Regions from separate parts of the Homo sapiens genome. Here region 1 is linked to region 2. A link is an interaction called in ENCODE POLR2A ChIA-PET data of the cell type or tissue named here. Cell type or tissue: HCT116. All regions are shown on one strand. Links, peaks and the distances in the headings refer to the core of each region. The heading gives the core; the rest is flanking DNA.

Region 1 (5,382 bases), core at 265-5,264, 54 kb before region 2:
AGGATTGTTTCGAGGATTAAATGGGATAATGTATGTGACATACTTAGCACATGTTAAACATTCTATAGAGTGTGGTCATTATTACTACCACTATTTCAAATAGATGTGAGGATCTGATTGAACTTCCTTGGTCCTTAGTAGTGTCCTCAGGTGAACCATGAGCTCCGATCTCTGCCATGAGAAGTTAATGTATGAGGAACGCAAGAGGGAAGAGACTCCACAGCACAACGTTTAGGAAAGTTCACCTCAGACCCCAGCAGCAAGTCCAGGGGCTGAACTCAGTTTTCTAGACGACCAGATTCTCTCTCTCTCCAGTCATTTCATCTCTCTGGGCAACCTGACTGCATTAGTTTTCTAGGGCTGCAGCAACAAAGTGTCACAAACAGAGTGGCCTAAAACCACAGAAATGTATTCTCTATAGTCCTGGCAGCCAGAAGCCCCACATCAAGGTGTCTGCAGGGCCAGGCTCCCTCTGAAGGCTCTTGGGGAGACCTCTTCCTCGCCTCTTCCAGATTCCGGTGGCTCCAGGTGTTCCTTGGCTTGGGGCTGCTTAACTCCAGTCTCTGCCTCCGTAGTCACACTGCCTCCTCCTCTTTGTGACTGTCCTCCTCTGTGTCTCTTATCAGGATGCTTGTCATTAGATTTAGGGCCCACCTGGGTAGTTCAGGATGATCTCATCTCAACATCCTTAATTACCTCTGCAAAGACCGTTTATACAAATCAGGCCATATTTACACGTTCTGGGGGTAAGGACATGGACGTATCTTTTTGGGAGCCACCATTTAACCTACTGCATCCACTAACCCTGCAAAATATCACATTGGATTATGACTAAAAAGTCAGGATAAGACCTCTCACCTGGGGTGGGTGAGGGGCTCACTCCTCTCCATGGTAACATCAGTGCTTCTTTGCTTAGTCTCAAGGAGGGGTCATGATCCACCACCTTCAAAGAAAAATCTAGCTCTTCATTCTTTACTCATTGGCAGGGAGTGAAAACAAGTTCTTTCCGCTTAGTAAGAAACATTGCATCCAATGGGGGACTCAAGTCTGTGCTGAGTCCCAGGGCTTCCTGTTCTTAGTTGGATATGTTGGGATTTCAAAACCCATTGTGCCCCTTAGGCTTACGAGTGCAAAAACTCACATGTGATGAGCCCCCTTCTGGCAAAGCCCCACCAGAAACATCATTCTCTCAGTGCTGAAACCCTTCACCTTCTCCTCTTCTTGCCAACCTCCAGAGGCCCCACACTCACTGAAAAGGGGGCACAACTCTCTTTTCTCAAAGGCCTCCTCTAGCCTTGCTCTCTGACCCCTGTTGTCTATTTCCTCCTTCAGCCCCTTATTCAACCATAGAGATCCATGTGTCATAGGAAAGACATTGCCCAGGGGTTCCCAGTCCCCTGCTGGGAAGGGCTTTCCTCCAAAATTGCTGACAGTTAAGCTACCAGACGGCAAGGGAAGACAGATTATAATACAATGCATTTTTTGTTTCTTCCAATCAAATAATACTTCTATATACATTTAGTATACGTCTCAGCTCCTTCCAGGTGGTTTTAAGAAAAAAGCCAGTGTTATGCCCTTTCCCTCTGATGAGTCTAATTGCATGGGGCTCTGGTGGTGGCCCTGCTTTGCCCTTCAAGAGCATCTATGAATAACTTTGTGTTTGTAGGTTTCTTTTTAAAGGTGTTCCTCCTATTTCTGGCTCACAGATGTTGACAAGTAGCATGTGTAGAGTTCAGTCTGCACAAATCTGGGAGCTCTGAACACTAGATCCTATATTCACAGAGTCCCCCACCACTGGAACCTGGCTAGGGGTAGGAAAGTCACCGTAACCCTACAGTCCTGTGGAAAGGGTAGAGTAGTGGGGACTAACTGGAAAGAAGTGAAAATAAGACAAAGTAGCCAGTGGAATCTCCAGTCTGCCCCTTGCTTAGCTATGGAGAGCACAGCAAGATGATGGGTGAAGTCCACTGCTTCTCTGAACCATCTTTCAACTTGTCTGCTGAGGGTCCACTTTCTCTCCTTTCTCTGCCTGCATGTTTGTGAAAAATTTGTGTCTTCACGTGGAGACTATGAGTTTTGTGTGCATGGAACAGAGCCCTCTAGAAGGGTCTTGTGCCACTTTAAAATGTGACTCCCAAAAAATCTGACCTGTGCTCATACATTGCTGATGGAAATACAAAATGATTCAGCCATGTGGAGAATAGTATTGCAGTTCTTCAAAAAGTTAAACATAGAATCACCATATGTCAAGTAAATCCACTCCTAGGTACATACCTTAAAAAATTGAAAATAGGTTTCAAATAAATACATGTGTATGCAAGTTCATAGCAGTACAATATTCACAATAGTTGAAGGGTGGAACCAGCCCAAATGACCACTGACGGATGAATGAATGAACAAAATGCAGTATATCCTGACAATGCAATATTATTCAGCCATAAAAAGAATGAAGTACTGATGCACGCTACACCATGGAGGAGACTTGAAAACATACTAGTGAAAGAAGACAGACACTATATGATTCCATTTATATGAAATATCCAGAATAGGTAAAGCCATAGCAACAAAGTAGATTGGTGGGTTTCCAGGAGCTGGGAGGAGGGGGAAATAGGAACACTTGCATAATGGTTATGGGTCTTGCTTTTGGGGTGATGAAAATATTTGGAACTAGACAGAGATGCTGGTTGCACATCATGATATCTAGTTGCCACGGAATTGTTTACTTTAAAATGGTTAATTTCATCTTATATAAATTTCACCTCCATCAAAATGAAATATTTTAGAAAGAGAAAGTTAAAAAAAAAAAACCTATGTGTTCCACGAACACAACCCAACCCTTGCTCTCATTCCCATTTCCTGTTCCCTGTGTGCCCATTGTCAGTGCCATGGTATCAAATCAGTGCCCATTGTCAGTGCCATGGTATCAAATCAGCTTATGATGCAGATTACTGTTGGGCTTGTTCTTGATCCTACTTGTGAGATACATCCTCTAGAATTCCATGACTTAAGCTGAGTCTACACAGTAGCAACCAAATGTTTTAGCAGAGAACGATGGGTGTTTCACCACAAGACTCTTTCCCAATATTTTGTTTCTGTGGCAGAAAAGCGGATTTTTCTTGGCAAGATGAACAGGTTTGCACATTTATCTGTCTCTAGGAATTTCCATAGGCTGCAAGAAGAAAAAGAACATGAGTGTCAAGATACCTAGAAAAAGATGTTGAAGGCTTGCATAAAGCCTACTGAGGCTAAAACTGTTGTTTATTGAAGTTATGGGGAAAAAAGTTCATGCCCCCATTCTGTTTGTTCCAACCTCATTTGAAGAGTTGAGAGAGAACTTGTAGTTTCGTGCTTCTAGAACAGAAAAGATTTGGAATTTCAAAGAGAAAAATGCCCATAGGGAGAACTGGGGACATGGAGATGCCCTGTGTTAACTAGGGCAGAAAGTTGTAGTCTGTTGATGGAACTGTCATTTACTCATGCACCTGAACCCTTGAAGTCATTCATGAGGGTGGAAATCAGCTTCTTCCAAGCTCCTGTTAATGTTGATATTTTGACCTCCTCCTATGAATCACGAATGTTCTTAATGGAATTCATTCATTCACTGCATATGGTCCTGCCATGCGCCAGAAGGCAATAGGCCAGGCCACTGGATGGAGAAGACCCCATCCCTGCCTTGCTGCATAAGCAGCTCAGTGAAAAAGCCAGGCAGACATACCAGGAACATCACAGCCATACGGCAAGTGCTCAGACAGAGGTATCAGGCCATGGGAGCACCAAGGAGTCACTGCATCTGGGCCCTGTCAGAGGTGGGGACAGTGGACCCCAGTGTTAAAGGAAGATGGTGACAGGAGACCAGCATTACAGGCAAGTAAGCACAGCATCCACATTGGCCCAGAGGCATGGACACAGGTGGCATATCTGGGGAACACTGCTGCAGAGAGGAGAGGAGGGAATATGGCTACAAGAGGAGAGGAGGCTGCCGGGGCAAGTTGGGGCCAGGCTGGAAAGGGTCTTACATTTGACCCATTTTTTCCGGTGACTTTTTCCTTTTTATAGGAACAACAGCCAAATATTTGTCATAAATCATTTTCCTTCATCCTGTCAGTAGCCCCCTTTTACCGATGAATACACTGAGGTTCAAAAAGGTTAAGTAATTCCAAAGAGGGATGGACACATCACCGTTTGTGCATGTTTGACACACTGTTTGTCAATGACTGAGTGGTTACTGCTGGGGGAAGGCAGGATGGAAGGATGGGACCAAAAGGACAAAGGCGGCTTTAATTGCATCAGTAACATTTCATTTCTTAAGCTGGGTTTCGGTACATGGATGCTCTTTGTGCCTTTTTGTGTGAAATTTTCATAATGACTCTTAAAGCCACTGGACTTGCGTGTTAGGGCAGCATCTTTGCTTGAAAGGAGGCAGTGTCTGAGGCTGAGGGTCCCTTGAGAACACAGGGGCAGCCCTTAATATCCAAATGCTTGATGGGTTTTTCACTGTGGTTAAGAGGTAAGTCACTATTTATTCCACCTAGTCAAGGCCTCAGAGCTGACACTTCTACAGAAAAAGCAGGACAGACAGGTTTGATTCTCCTGGTTCCCTTGAGCAGGAACTGAATGTTTCCCATCTAGGGGCATATGAGCAGAGAGGAAGGGGTCTGAGCCCCACAGTGTGTCGTCAGTTACCACTTCTACGCGCTTGGCAGCCCGTGCTTCGAGTTCCTTTTCAACTGCGTTTCCCTTCAAGTTAACACTGCTTCCTCCGCTAGAGCATCCTGCCCCTCCAGCCTAGCCCTGAGAAGGAGACCCAGCCCCCTGCCTTCCTGGCATGCAGAACTTAAAACAAGAGCTCTCTGCCATCGGACATCCTTACCATTTCCAGCTATTGAGTATAATCAGGTGTGCCAGGATCTGATTTCAAAGCCAAAAGCAAAGGGGCTCGGAGGAATCCTCTCTCGGTTGCGCCAGTGGAAGACAAAGGGGTCTGAACAAACAGGATGCACTGAGAGCTGTAGAGAGCACTCCCCAGCAAGTGGGGTGGGCAGGATGCAGGGTTGGAATAGTTGACCTGTAAGCCTGGGTGTTGGCATGTGAGGCAGTCATGCCCAGGAGAAGCAAGGCAGGGCATGAACAGATGCTGATTCATCTGACAGCCTCTCTGGATGGTTCCTGGTAGACAGTCATGCTCTTCCAGGGCCCAGGGAGTTATATAATCTCTGCCTGAATAGAAGATCCCGACTCTGGCCGTTCACCTTGCAGAGAATGCTGACATTTCTAGAAATCAGAGAAAACCCACTATGCCTTGTAGGGCAGATGAGCAGTACTCAGGAATCTACAAGCGAGTCAGAACTGATGCGCTGTGGAGCTGGAGAAGACCCACTGGTT
Region 2 (5,382 bases), core at 202-5,201:
CTTCAGAGTCTCTTTTCTACCATTTACTAGTTGTTTTAACTTCAGAGCACTTCATAATCTCCATAGCCCATTTCTTCCATCTGTAAATTCAGGGTAGTAATACCCACTTCACAGTGTTATTGTAAAAACCCACCTCACAGCATATTATAAAGATGATGTTTGTATAGCTCTTATCATGTGCCTGGCATAAAAATGGCAGCCGATAATGTTATTATCAGCATTCCCTGGAGCGGCTATTATAGAAAGCACAGAGGATACAGTAGAAATGGGTAGGAAAGAAAGTTGCATAGCTATAATTTAGACGTCAAACCATGACATGTAGCCTCACTTTTGAGCCCCTCTAGAGTCTATTGGTTTAATCTTGGCACTTGAACAGAATCATTGCCTCCAATACCTTAAACCGTTCTCAGTCCAACACCACATTTGTTTCCACTCTACTGTACAAGCTCTGGAGGATAGTTGATCCCTCTCATTCACCAAGTCAATCACTTTCTGTATACCTGCTCATGACTTTAGAAAAGTCTTAATTATAGATTTCCCAATATAAGGATGATACTACTTGAAACTCATCAAGACCCAGTTACAGTTTGAGGTGGGTTAACAATTAAGAATGATAATTTTAATTATTTTAGTATCTGTGGCCCAGTGTCATAGACTGAGGAAGGTGGGGTTCAGGAAAGCCAGTCAATTATAAGCTATATCTGCAGGATTATACCTTAAATTGGTGAATAATTATTAAGACCAATAACAACTAACAATTAATCTCTTTGGGATTGAGTTTCTTCATGTATAAAATGGGGATAATAGTACTTACCTTACAAAGATGTTGATAATAAATGCATTTTTATTAATACATGCACAGCACTTTAGTACTTAGCAAATGGTCAAGTACTTGATGAATGCTAGCTATTATTGTTACTGTCGTTGTTGTTTTTAAATACTATTGAATTGGAAATCAGTAAATTAGTAATCTTATACAGAATCATTTTTAAGTAAGAGATCTTTTCCTTCTGAAGGAAAGAAAGTTTAAGAGGTCTGGCCAATCCTATGGGTTTACAGCCATGTGAAGCTGAGAAGAGAATTCTGCAGTCTCTTCCCCTAAATTGTCCCTTTGTTGAAAGCCTTGTGGGCTAACTCTTCAGCCTGCAAGCAGAGTGTGAATGTGGGAAGACATCCTGTAGTTCTAGTTTGCTGTTGGCATTGGGTTCCATAATGAAGGTCTCTGGACCTCATAAACAGTGCCATGAGAGGAAAAATTTGCCAAAGTTCAGTTGCATATCAAAGAAAGCCACAGAGCCAGAGAGCTCCCCGAGGACCCACACAGCTGCTTTGTCTACTGCCAAGCCATGGCTCTAATGCACGGATATGCCTGTGGGCCAAGAGCCAAAGCCACAAAGTTCCACCAGTTCATTTAGCCTTGGCATTTCAGTGTACTGAGGGATCTGTTATTTGGGTTGCTGTCTCATTATTAAGGGGTAAAAACAGAAATATGCCCCCCCATCACCAGAAAACTGGTTTACTAAAATCACCACCACCACCTCCACCCCATCCCTGCTCCTACTGTGAGAACAGTTCTACTGTCCTGTGTGACAAAATACAGCAAATGCCAGTTTTTCTCACTGGTGACCCCTGATCACTTTGTGGTCATTCTTTCCCATGGAGCTGACTTGGATGGGCCAGTTTCTGCATCCCAGGGTAGGTGCAGCCCTGTGGCCAATGCCACCACTGCTGAGTCTATCTTAAACCCTATCCCTCTAAAATAAAACACTCTGGATGGTTTAATTTCCATTCCAATAGCTTTTCAAATTTTCCCTAAACCTCTTTCACCTCAAAACACACACACACACACACACACACACACACAATTCACAATTCTTTCCACCTGTGGAATTTGCTTATTTCCTCAAACAATGCCCCCTAATCCAGTGACTACAACTTTTCTTCCTGGAAGTCATGATGATTTGAGCTCTAGAAATGTCCCTGAATGGAGAGCTATGTAGAGGACTTCGCACAAGAGAATACTGAAGTTACAAACAGTAGCTTGTCATCTTTGGAGAAGTTTTATTTAAGTCAACAAATACAAGTTGGGCATCTGCTCTGTGCCAGGCACTGTGCTGTGACTTGCAGCTGGCATGACAGGGAGGCAGTCAGCAGGTAACTGAACATAAAACCATGTGCAATGAGAGTCCAGAGAACACCCGTTCTTCATTCTTTACAAGAATGTAAGAGATAGAATCATGAAGGCCATGCCATGGAGAACAGGCTGAAAAGTTCTAGGCACTAATATACACTTCAAAGTCATACTGGAAGCATACAAATATGAGTACATAATGCTTTATGAGTAAAGAAAAGGTACCTAGCACTACTATTTCTTATCCATGAATTCGGTTTGAATATTCAAAATTCATCCCTCACTAGAGAAGCTTTTATTCTTGAAAGCAGAAAGTTTTGTTTTTTTTTTTTAAACACAAATTCATGTTTTCATATAGGAAAATGCAGTCCTTGAGAAAAAGTGACTTATTCAAGGCTAGGCAAAGTTGGTGTCCCAAAGGCTGAAGGTGGACAAGCTGGGGCAGCTCTCAGAATTCCCATCTTCTGCATTACCATCAGACCACCCTGCCATAATAAAACCAACCCCATGTCTTGGTTTTGAGCATTTGAAAAATGGAAAGAAATGTGACATTTTCCATTTGAAAATGGAAAGAAATGTGATAGGGAATCTTAGATTCCCTGGCTTTCTGATTACTTGCAAATCCACATAAGGCTCACATATCACCCTCCTCTCATTTGTCAGCATCTGAATTTTTTTGGTCATCATGTGAGTGATGAAAACTTAAAAGCTACGTTGATATGTATAGCATGTGGAAAACCACTCCCAGGTTCCTTCTGCCCTGGAAGAGTCAGAGGCACATGCGCACATTTCTTATACACCCAAACAGACCTATTCGTCCACTCGTGAACACATTCAACATCATCAGACACTCGTTCAAAAAATAGCATGCTATGTGCTGACTCGATGGGAAGCCACAGGCTAAGTTCTCAGACCCTGGCCAAGAAGAGATGGGATCCAACTCATCCCTAGACCACAGGAAAAATACTTTCAACCACAGAGCTGGCCGCAAAATATTCTTTTTGTAGGAAACAAAATGTTTCCAGCCCTGGGATTTTCTTTTCTTTATTTTATTATTTTTCAGTCCTTTCACTGTTATTGAGGAGGAAAGGCAAATGCTTAAGCAAGAGGCCAAGTAAACATCGAAAGAAACCAAAACCAGGACTCCTTTGCTGGGAGAGTGGAACACAGGGTGAATGAGCAGTGCACTGCATGAGGCCCAGGCCTTGTGAAGTTTCAGGGGGAGCAACAACCTGGGTCATTCTTTAGGTGTTCACAGCCCCAGTTTCATTCCACTTTACTGCAGCTCCTCTTATTGATTAAGTCGGCTTGGACAAGTTACTTAACTTTTCACAGCCTCCACTTCCTTAAGTGTTAAGTGTGAATAATAATAATAATAATAATAATATCACAGGTTAGCATAAAGAATAAATGAAACATACATAAAAGCTGCACCGGCCGGGTGTAGTGGCTCATGCCTGTAATCCCAGCACTTTGGGAGGCCGAGGCGGGCGGATCACAAGCTCAAGAGATTGAGACCATGCTGGCCAACATGGTGAAACCCCATGTCTACTAAAAATACAAAAATTAGCTGGGCATGGTGGCATGCACCTGTAGTCCCAGCTACTCAGGAGGCTAAGGTAGGAGAATAGCTTGAACCCAGGAGGCGGAGGTTGCAGTGAGCTGAAATCGCGCCACTGCTCTCCAGCCTAGCAACAGAGCGAGACTCTAGCTAAAAAAAAAAAAAAAAAAAAAAAAAGCACAATGCCTACTACATAGTAGGCACTCAAGAAATAGGATTTGTTAAGGTAGTTTCAGTAACTCTCTCAGATGCTGCTAGAGAACTATTTTCATGAACTGTTAGAACACAAAGATTCCTTAGAGACTAATACTCCAGACCCCATATTTCATAAATAAGAAAACAGTCCTAGAGAGAGAAAGGTTGTGACCAAATCATCCAGTCAGTAGTAGGCCCTGGGCTAAGACCCTGCAGACTGGACGCAGAGTAAAGAGAGTTAAAGTAATTCACATCATAGAATATATTAACACTACGTGCTGTTGACTGGCCATGGATCTCAGACTTTGTATCTTTAAGAATTGCCCAGCAATGTAGAAATGCAGATTTCTAGACCCACCCCCAAAGCTGCTGATTTAGTCTGGGAAGTCCAGGAATCTGAATTTTTAACAAGCTCTGCCAGTGGATTCCAAGAGGTATTCCTCTGACCACCTGTCAAGAAGTATTACAAGAGGAAGTCGTCAGCCAAATAAATAACTGAGCAGAGTGTTAGGGTTATATCCTATGGTTTAGCACAAACAATGTGGCCAGCGCCCGTTGATAATGAGACTTTTCCCACTGTATAAAATAGTAACTGAGGTATAGCATGGCATTGCTTCTTCTTCATAGAACCAGAAAGTGAAATCATCTTCTAGATCATGAAATTCTCTTATAGAAGGGGAACCTGTGACTCAGAGTCATTTGTCCAAGATCACATATCTAATTAGAAACAGAGCTAGAATTTTACTTTAGAATAACATTATCTTTTTTGCAATGGAAAAATTTTTCCAGGTACCCACATATGAAGACAGTAGTTTATGTATGTATGTTATATACTAGAATCCATAAATTAATCTTTTTTTTTTTTTTTTTTTTTTTGAGATGGAGTCTTGCTCTGTCGCCCAGGCTGGAGTGCAGTGGCGCCATCTTGGCTCATTGCAAACTCCTCCTCCCGGGTTCACTCCATTCTCCTGCCTCAGCTTCCCGAGTAGCTGGGACTACAGGTGCCTGCCACCGCGCCCGGCTAATTTTTTGTTTTTTTACTAGAGACGGGGTTTCACCGTGTTAGCCAGGATGGTCTTGATCTCCTGACCTCGTGATCCACCCACCTCGGCCTCCCAAAGTGCTGGGATTACAGGCGTGAGCCACCGTGCCTGGCCTAAATTAATCTTAATCTCTGAAATAATTAAAAAATTATGGTCTTCTCATGTTATTTCTGGTGCTGTGAATTCACTTCATAGGCTCCCTTGTAGGCTAATGAAGGAAACTTGGTCAGAAGAAAGAACTAACAATGTCATACAAAACTGAACACTTCAGAGACACAGAAACTGTAGTTACATTGTTGCACATGACCTACTTCCTTTTCATTAAAATCTTGCTCTTTTCATATAAAACATATATCTGACCCCAAGGTCTATAAAGTTCTATGAGTCATCAAACAACTACATAAGTATCCTGGTTAGTGATTACTGTGTTAAAGCATTTGTGGACTTGCAAG

What was found. ChIA-PET counts read pairs that join two places held together with the same protein. Peaks named below come from ENCODE experiments on the same cell type or tissue, not always from the same donor. Only the 100,000 strongest peaks of a DNase experiment are listed, where the experiment ranks them.
Region 1: POLR2A ChIA-PET joins it to region 2 with 6 read pairs; 6 of 35 experiments call an interaction of 5 or more read pairs at or near these places.

Annotation. Positions count from the first base shown.
Region 1 is chr14:68,494,911-68,500,292 of GRCh38, reverse strand. It overlaps a transcript of RAD51B not described here. Among named protein-coding and RNA genes, the nearest start is that of RAD51B-AS1, 190 kb to the left of the region's middle. In HCT116, for the core only: no CTCF peak of the experiment used is centred there; no DNase peak of the experiment used is centred there.
Region 2 is chr14:68,440,923-68,446,304 of GRCh38, reverse strand. All of the region lies in intron 9 of RAD51B (RAD51 paralog B), which reads right to left. Among named protein-coding and RNA genes, the nearest start is that of RAD51B-AS1, 240 kb to the left of the region's middle. In HCT116, for the core only: no CTCF peak of the experiment used is centred there; no DNase peak of the experiment used is centred there; H3K27ac peaks cover 2,543 bases.